2 separate regions of the Homo sapiens genome follow, and region 2 is linked to region 1. Evidence: chromatin contacts called from ENCODE Hi-C or POLR2A ChIA-PET data. All regions are on one chromosome and are shown on one strand. Each heading gives the region's core, a stretch centred on a gene start or an enhancer-like site at or near the end of the contact. The rest is flanking DNA. Distances are from core to core; before and after follow the strand shown. Region 1 has its middle 3.8 kb from the start of HS1BP3-IT1. Region 2 holds the start of GDF7 (growth differentiation factor 7).

Region 1 (4,306 bases), core at 77-2,576:
CTGTTAGGAACCGGGCTGCACAGCAGAAGGTGAGCAGCAGGCCAGTAAAGCTTCATCTGTATTTACAGCCACTCCCCATTGCTGGCACTACTGCCTGAGCTTCACCTCCTGTCAGATCAGCGGCAGCATTAGATTCTCACAGGAGTGCGAGCCCCATTGTGCATGCGAGCCCTTGCTCATTCAAGAGATCTTGGTTGTGTGCTCCTTATGAGAATCTAATGCCTGACGATCTATCACTGTCTCTCATCCCCTGAAGGTGGGACCATCTAGTTGCAGGCAAACAAGCTCAGGGCTCCCACTGATTCTACATTATGGTGAGTTAGATCATTATTTCATTATATATTACAACGTAATAATAATAGAAATAAAGTGCACCAAAAATGTAATGTGCTTGAGTCATCCCGAAACCATCCCTCCATCTCCAGTTTGTGGAAAAATTGTCTTCCGATTTTTGTCTTCCCTGATGCCAAAAAGGTTAGGGACCGCTGAAGTAGGGGACCTGACCCCCAACTTTTAGCTGCCTGACCTACCCAGCCAGGATTGTCCCTCCTCACCAGGGCTGAGCCTGGCTCTAGGCACTGAGGCAGGGAGTCTTCGATAAGGAGGCAGCCGGCTCCCCTGCCAGGCCCTCTCATCACAGCCCAGAAAGGATCATAAAAATCTTGAAAACAACAGCAAGGGTTTACGGGCTGGGAAACAGGAAGCAGGTCTTCTTTCCTTGAATCCTCCTAGTCCCATTCTATGAGAACCATCTATGATCTCAGTGCAAACTATCTAGATTTCCATAATAAATGCATAGATACCATATTCAGCACTTTCCAGGGTTGTTTTTCTTTAATCAGCAAGAATTTTTTTTTTTTCTCAAGCAAAAAATCTTCCCCAGAGCGTTGACATGCATGGCATATAAAATCAGTAAGAGGGGAGGTTTCTCCATGTGGAGAATTCTGCTTGGCAGAGGTACTCTAATGTTCTGTGGAATCGCTGAGGTTTCTACAGCACAGTTTGATCACCTCTCATGGAAATCAACTTCCTTTTCTTAGAGCTGAGAACGCCAACGTGGAAGGTGAAGGCTTGCTGAAACCCCCAGCAGGTCGGTGGTAGAACCAGGAAGGCCCATGTCACCTGGAGCTCCGTCCAGGGCTCTAAAACCAGTACAAGGCCTTCCTTAGCCTGAAATGATAAATTTAGACAAAATCAGAGCTATGAGGACACTTTGCTAGTCCAAGGCTGCCAGGGGAATGGTGTTGCCGTGGTTACTCTGGCCCAGGAAGTGACCTTTTGCTCCAAAGTCCTAGAACAGAGGCCTGCTTCCTGCTGGGCTCAGAGAGAAGGTCAATAAGGGGATGGCCAGGACTGTGGCCAAGGGCCTCATGCTGCTTCTGGCCTGTAAACTGCATGTTCTGAGGCCATGTCATAAACACAGAGGGGACCCTGGGGCCCTGGAGTGGCGGCCTGTGTCTCCCCTGGGCCTCCCTTTTAAGGAGGGATTAGAGATGACTCCAGCTCAGGCCTTTTATGTGGCCTTAATGGGAACCATGGCTGGATCCTAAACACATTCAAGTTGCCCAAATCCTACCCACAGAGTCCAGGGAGCCATGGCACCTGCTGGCTGCCACGGGTCTGCAGTGAAAGATTCTGATGGGGTACCTATGAGGGTCCAGCCCAGGAAATGCAGAGGGGGAAAAACACCAGGCCCTGAAGGAGCTGAGATTTGTGTGTAGGACAAACGGAGAAATGGGTGCTTCAGACACAGCAGGAGGAAGGCTGTGATGGGTAGAAGGACAGAGTACAGCACAGAAAGGGGAAGAAGGGACCACTCTGCTCACATGTATGTGGGTGGGGGGAAGAGATAAAAGTAATTCTCTTAGTCCTTTCAAGCTGCTATAAAAACTGCCATAGACTGGGTGATTATAAACAACAGCAATGTATAGCTCACAGTTCTGGAGGCTGAGAAGTCCAAGGTCAAGGCATCAGTTGATTTGGTGCCTGGTGAGGGCCTGCTGTCTGGTTCACAGATTGCTGTCTTCTCACCATGTCCTCACATGTGAAAGTGGCAAGGCAGCTCCCTGGAGCCTCTTTTATAAGGTCACTAATCCTATTCATGAGAGCTTTACCCTCATGACCTAATCCCTGCTCTAAGGCCTCACCTTCTAATACCAGCGCCTTGGGGGTTTAGGTTTGAGCAGATGAATAGAATCTTGGAGGAACACAAATATTCAGATAGTAGAATAAGCTTCCTGGAGGAGGCAGTATCCTAGCTGGGGTCTTGAAGGAGTTTTGACAAAGCAGCTAGTATCAAAATACTAAAGGGCCAAGGCAGGAGCGAGAGGTATCTGGTACACCCAGAGGTGGGATTAGAGCAGTGTCACGGGGAAGGAGGGGAGAGTTGTGAGAGCTTTAGAAATTTGAGTCACATCCTGTGGGTCAGCGGTTTTCAAGCTACTGTGCCCTAAGGAGCCCTAGGTTTGATGAAAAGACCTCAGGGCAAGAGGTAAGCTCTGGACCACTCTGCTTTACATTTCAGGACTCCACACAGGATCACCTTTGAACTAAGGTCCCAGTGATTAAGAAAGAACGTGGGAAACTGTCATCAGCCATGCGGGAAGCTCTTGTTGGTTAGTCTAAGGCTCTGTCTCCTGGTATGACCTTTTTTTTGGCCACTTGGAGGTGTCAGGGGCCCCAAGAGGCCTGCTCCCCTGATGGGCCGTGATGGATGGACGTGACCATCACCTCTGCCCACTTCCCTGCCCAGCAGGGGACTGTGGAGACAACTCCAGCCAGCGGCTTCCTTGGCTTTGAGGCTAGTTGTCTGTGGTCTCATTTGCATTTATGTCACGGAAGAGTCAGCAGGAACCAAAGATAGACCTAGGGAAGAAACCAGCCATGTCGAGGAAGGGCCGCAGCACAGAGCAGGCTGCAGTCCCTTCGCAGAGAGTCAGGCAGGCAGGCACGGGCTGTGGCCAGAATCACTGGTTGCTACAGGATCAGCAAGGCCCAGCCGAAACCCTCCCTCCTCCAGGAAGCCCTCCTGCTGCCTCAGGGGAACTCCCTCTTTCTGCGCCTCTGTGCCTCTGTTAGAGCAGGAGTCACTGTGAGGAGGAGGAGGATGATAGGGTTCTGCTCCTGGTGAGTGCCTGGTGAGGAATTTTCTATGCATGACCTGGACCCCCAGGGCACCTTTGTACAAATTAGAAAAGGATCCCCCTTCCCGTGGGTAGACACAGCTCTGTCCCAGGGTAGTTACAGCTGTGTCCCAGGGTAGACACAGCTCTGTTCCCGGGCCATGGCGTTTCTGTGGGTCACAGCCATCTGTCCAGACTGAAAAGGAGACAGCTGCTGTGATCTCTGCCCACAGCTGGGAAACTGAGGCCATGTCACATTAGGGCACCTTCTCCCAAGGCTGCCGAGGCTCTCACTCCCTGCTCCAGCTGTGCAGGCTACAAGAATGTCTCCCTCATTCAGGGAAGTGGCATGCCGGGCTCTGTCTATCCCGAGATGCTATGATCTGAGTGTTTTTTTACTCCCGACAACGTGTATGTTGAAATTCTCTCCAGCAAGGTGAGGGTATGGGAGGTGGGGCCTTTGGAAGAGATTAGGGCATAGGACAGAGCCCTCCTGTTTGGGATTAATGCCCTTATAAAAGAGACCTGAGGAAAACCCCCTTGCCCCTTCCATCCATGAAGATGCAGCAAGACAGCCCCCTCCAGGAATCAGAGAGCCAGCCCTCCCAGACACCGAAGCTGCTGACACCTTGATCTGGAACTTTCAGCCTCCAGAACTGTGAGAAATACATGTCTGCCATTTCTAAGCCACCCCATCCACGGTATTTTGTTGTAGCAGCCTGAATGGATTGAGATAGGGGACCTCACTTCCAGCGAGTCTCAGAGGGCACTTGGCTAGGCCCAGCTAGAGGCTGGCCTTGTTGCTGCAAATCCTGAGCCAGAGGACAGCCTCTTCTACCAAGCACTATGGCCACCTGAGAGACAAAACACAGAGCAGGGCCCTAGCCTAACTGCCCTGCAACTTCAACCCCAGCATAGGGAAGGAGCCATCTCTCCATTGGGTCATTGATGCCTTCCCAGCAGGCAGGCCATGCCAGCTGCCTCAATGCACCAAAGTAAGCTCAAAAAGGATTTGTGATGCCATCAGCCACTCATTTCAGACCCATTCACCTCCTCCAGGATCTTTTCTCTATCATCAGGCATCCATAGACTCACGTGGACGTGTTGCCCAAAGCCCACTCACAAAGCATCTAACCCAGCCTTAGCACACCTGGGCCCCCACTCTCCCCACACCCATGGCAGAT
Region 2 (4,123 bases), core at 1,199-3,698, 70 kb before region 1:
GCAGTGAGGGCAGCGTCCCAAACGAGGTCTCGCTTCCAGGAGCCGCCTGTCTGTCCCTTCGCGGGCTCATTCTTCCCTCTGTAGTGACTTATCTCGGGCTTAGGGGTTTTATTTCCAGTGTGGACACTCTTTTTTCTTTTTCCTTTTTGGGCTCAGAAAAAAAAAAAGTTTAAAATTCCACCACGCAGCAGATAAGGAGCTCCCTTTGAAGGGGGTCATATGGTTTCGTTTTGCCCCTAAACTCGGAGAGACTATGCAGAATCCCCCCACCACTGGGGATTTGCTCACCAGCCACGAAGGTCAGGCCCTCATGCCTGAGGTCCCGGTTCTATCCCTATCAATGGCTTCTGGGGACCTCAAGCAGCCCTGTTCCAAGTTGAGACTCAGGGTGGAGAGGGAGGCCGGAGAGGCACACTGGGGCTGCACGAGGAGCACTTTCTCTGAGATTCCCTGCAGATCCTCTGCCTCTCCCTGCTCACCAGCCCTGCCACTCTGTTTCCCCCAAGAGGGAGGAGGGAGAGGAGGCCTCTCAGGCTCAGCCAGCCAAGCTGAGCTCCCCAGAAAGGATTTATCTCCTGTCTGAGACCATGGTAGAACTAGCTCAACCTTAAGAAGACTCTGGTGCCTGTGCCCACTTAGAGCCCAGCACACCCCCCTTCTCCTGCAGCCTGGGACCCTTCAGTCCCTGTCCCTGTGCACCAGAACTAGGGCGTCCTATAAGTATCCCAGCATCCAGCCCAGGGGCCATGTCAGGCCGTCAGAGAAGGCTTGATAGTTCTAACCGAACCACAGGGCCATTTGGGGATTGGGTACCAAGATTTCCAGGTACCAAAAATAAGGCAGTCTGTGCTAGGCACTGGGCATGTGCTGGCAGGGATGGATGACCTGGTCACTTGCAAGGCCTCTGCCTGCCTTCCCAGGCTAGGACCTGAGGTATGCTGACTGTCAGTGGCTCCCAAGCAGGGCTGCCTCAGCCCCACCCGCTCACTTCCCAGCCCTATTCGCCTTTCTTTCCCTCCTGCCCTCCATGCTGGGTCTCTGGCTGGATAGAATTAAGGCCGAAATTACTTGCATTTCCGCCTGAAATTAGGTAAATTTTCTCTATCTGTCTGCTTTAATGATTTCAATGGAGATTAATAAAATCCAGATGACATACAGCAGCCACACCACAGCCTCACCTACATCTTACCTTTGGAAGGCCCAGGGCAGAACAAGGTGGGGTGCTTAGTCTAAGAGAGGCCTGCATTCCTGCAGGGTCCCCAGCAGGCCTCTCCTCCCCACACCACCAGGATCCTTGACCTCTGGCTCTCCCAGGGGCCCAGCACCAGACACAGGCACCCATAGCTGCACATGTCACACACACACAAACCACCACCACCCAGACCAACCTGCTGAGCAGGGCACTCCTCATACCTGGTTATGCCACCAGCCTCTCCAGGGCCATTTACTTTAGTCTGATACCTGCCTCTGCCCTAGTTTTCCCTGGGCTTCCCCCAATTTGTGTGGCCCGCAGGAGACTGGGAGCTGCAGAAATTGCTGCAAGGAAGGAGCCATCACCCTCACCACCGTGCAGTCCCTCTCGCCGTGACTCCCGGGAACACAGCTCTTGCCCTCCTTTCTTCTCTGAGGGCTCCGAGGCCACTCCAGACCATTCCCCAAGAAGCGAATCTTGGCCTCCGCCTGCCTCCTCGAGGGGACCAGCCGGCCTGCAAGGCCAGGGAGACCTGGGAGAGGGACCAGTCAGCCCTCTGGGACTGGGCCCCGGGAGCTGCCGCGACTCTCGCCACAGTCCAGGTGCAGCGGGCTGGAGAGTGTTGGCCTCGGCGAAGTTTCTTTCTATCACCTGAGGGTGGGCCGCATGGGGCCGCGGCTCCAAATGTAACGGAGCTGCGGCACGGCTCCGGGGCTGGTCTCAGCCCAGGACCTGACGGGATGGGCGGGCACAGAAGAGGCGTAAGTACCTTGGGTCGCCTGGTCTGTGAAGCCGGTGATCGTGTCCGCGCGACCATGGCCCGAGGCGGAGACAGCGGCTGCCCCGGCCGGAGCCCTCCCGGCCAGGCTCCGGTAAAGCGACATCATGAAGTGGTGCGGCACCACCGAGCCGTTCCTGAAGCCGGAGCCCGCGGCGCGGCGCGCGGCGCGGGCCCGGGGAACCGCGGCGGCCGGGACAGCCGCGGCGCCCGCAGCCTGGGCAAGAGTCCGCCCGCCGCCGCCGCCGCCGCCGCCGCCCCCTGGGCTCCGGACCGGCCCAGCCCCCGCCGCTCGCAGCACGGCGGCCGCTTCCAGCCCGTCGCGGGGGCGGCAGGCGCTCAGCAGCCAAAGGCACAGCGCGGCGGCGGCGCTCAGGTCCATGGGCTCCGTGGGCCGGGCGGGCGGGCGGCGCGGGCTCCGTGGCTCCGGGAAGTCCCCCGGCGCCTTTTGAACATAGTGTTTAATAATGGGGGAAGTGTGCGCGGCCAGCCCGCGGCCCCCCCTCCTGGCCCACCCCACCCCCGCCCAACGCCCGGAGCAGCGCCCCCTGCTGAAAGCTCCGGCGGCCGCTATGCGCCCCCCACCCCGGCCTAGAGTGGAGACCAGGGCCGGAGCCGCCTCCTCCCACCGCAGCGCTACGCCCCCACCCTCGCCAAGCGACTGCCACTGGCCCCAGCCTCCCGACACGCCTCCCCGCGGCAGTGCGACACCCCCTCCATCCGCCCAAGACCAACGCGCCCTCCGTGGTTCCAGGCTCGGGGCACCGCGCGCACCCGCCCAGCTTCCTCCCCACTCCCCCGCAGAGAAACACCCGCCCCCTCCCTGCCCTGGTTCCCAATGCCGGGAACGGGGCGGCAGAGTTGGGGCCGCGGAAGGGCTCGCCCTCCAGACCGCTTCGCGCCGCGGCCGGGTGGCCGCGCAGAGAGAGGCCACAGGATGCTCCCGGCGGCCTCAAAGTCGCGTTCCGGATCGCGGGTCGGCGGTTCCCCACTCAGCCACAGACCCCAAAGGATTGCAGCGGGCGGCCAGAGCAGGGGAGGGGGCCGGTAGGGGAGGAAGGGAGGGCGAGGAGCTGAAAGGGCAGGCCTGTAAGAGACCTTTGGACGCGGACCGCCCGTCGTAAAAGCAAGGTTTGGGCGCGGAAGTTGCGCTTCAGCGGGAGCCAAGCTCTAGAAAGAGCTCGAAATGAGGACGGCAGCCCCGGGTGATGGGGGATCTCGCGCGGGAGTGCGCTAAGAGTTTGGCTGTGCGTCCAACTGGCGACCTTCCACCCGCCTTCTGGGCGAGGGCAGCGGCTAACGAAAACCAGCTACCGGCTGTGTGCGTGAGCGGCCAGGAGCCGGGAGAGCGGACGGCGCAGAGCCCCGGGATGGCGCCTCCGAGCTTCTTACCCCGCCGCGGTGATGGCGCGGGTCCCGAGGTGGATGGAGGGGACGCCCGGCAGCGGCGAAGCCCTGGGGCGCACTCGCGCGGGCCGCAGAGCAGTTTGCTCCGCGGCTGGGACAGGTTGCGGAGGCCAAGTCTCAGGGGAACGCGCAGGAGAGGGGGGTTATCGGCTCTGCTCCGCCGGCAGCCTGGACATCCCCCTAGATCGGAAACTTTCAGCTGATCGAAGGCCTGGGCCAAACGAACTGCCGAAGAAGGGCAGGCGGGTCCTTTTCCTTTAAAATTGCATTTTCTGCAGAACTCAAAATCTAGACTGGGTCGGCACGTCGTGATCACCTTGAGCGGGTGATCAGCTTCAAAGCGAGGTCGCCCGCCGAATCCAAAGCCGCCTAGGTCCCGACGCCTGCCTGGCTGCGCTGCGCTGGGACCCACAGAGAGGCCCGGCCCAGGCTCCCCAGTTCCCCTGCTCCACTGCTTCGTCCCAAACGAACTCCTCAGCCATTGCCCTCTCGGCCACCGCGGAGACGCGGCGCCTGCTCACCTTGGGGCATTGAGCCGCATAACACTCGAGAATGTTTGCGGGTGGGAGAGAGAGGCCTAGTGAGGTTCAGTCCTCGCAGACCCCAAGGCCGATCTATGCCAAGGAGAAAGGCCTGACATTACCGGGAAGGGCGGACCCCTGGACCAGGGTCAGCGCTGCCGGCGCTGAGGGACTTCTCCTAGCAGGAGCCTGGGGAATCTGGGATGATCGAGCTGGGATAGTCCA

What was found. Hi-C counts contacts between places; a loop is a spot of excess contacts on that map. ChIA-PET counts read pairs that join two places held with the same protein, here RNA polymerase II (POLR2A). Pooled maps may share reads with other maps.
Region 2: a loop to region 1 is called in a pooled map, with 2.1 times the contacts of the local background. The contact joins the promoter of GDF7 here to the enhancer-like site in region 1. A Hi-C loop is called at or near these places in 1 of 168 maps with a recorded cell type or tissue (B cell), 3 of 37 single-sample maps with no recorded cell type and 7 of 50 pooled maps. POLR2A ChIA-PET finds 5 or more read pairs at or near these places in 2 of 52 experiments (HepG2 and OCI-LY7).

Annotation. Positions count from the first base shown.
Region 1 is chr2:20,594,216-20,598,521 of GRCh38, reverse strand. It overlaps a transcript of HS1BP3 not described here. Among named protein-coding and RNA genes, the nearest start is that of HS1BP3-IT1, 3.8 kb to the right of the region's middle. Within about 2 kb of position 1,326, at least 29 of the 41 ENCODE cell types and tissues checked have a DNase peak (open chromatin) inside an H3K27ac peak, as active enhancers do; they include OCI-LY7, where a contact is called at or near this core.
Region 2 is chr2:20,665,469-20,669,591 of GRCh38, reverse strand. GDF7 (growth differentiation factor 7) reads right to left here and starts at 2,448. Exons shown (of 2, transcript NM_182828.4): 1 at 1,962-2,448. The coding sequence starts at 2,352. RefSeq lists enhancers at 1,769-1,888, 2,875-3,705 and silencers at 2,369-2,518, 2,559-2,608, 2,679-2,788.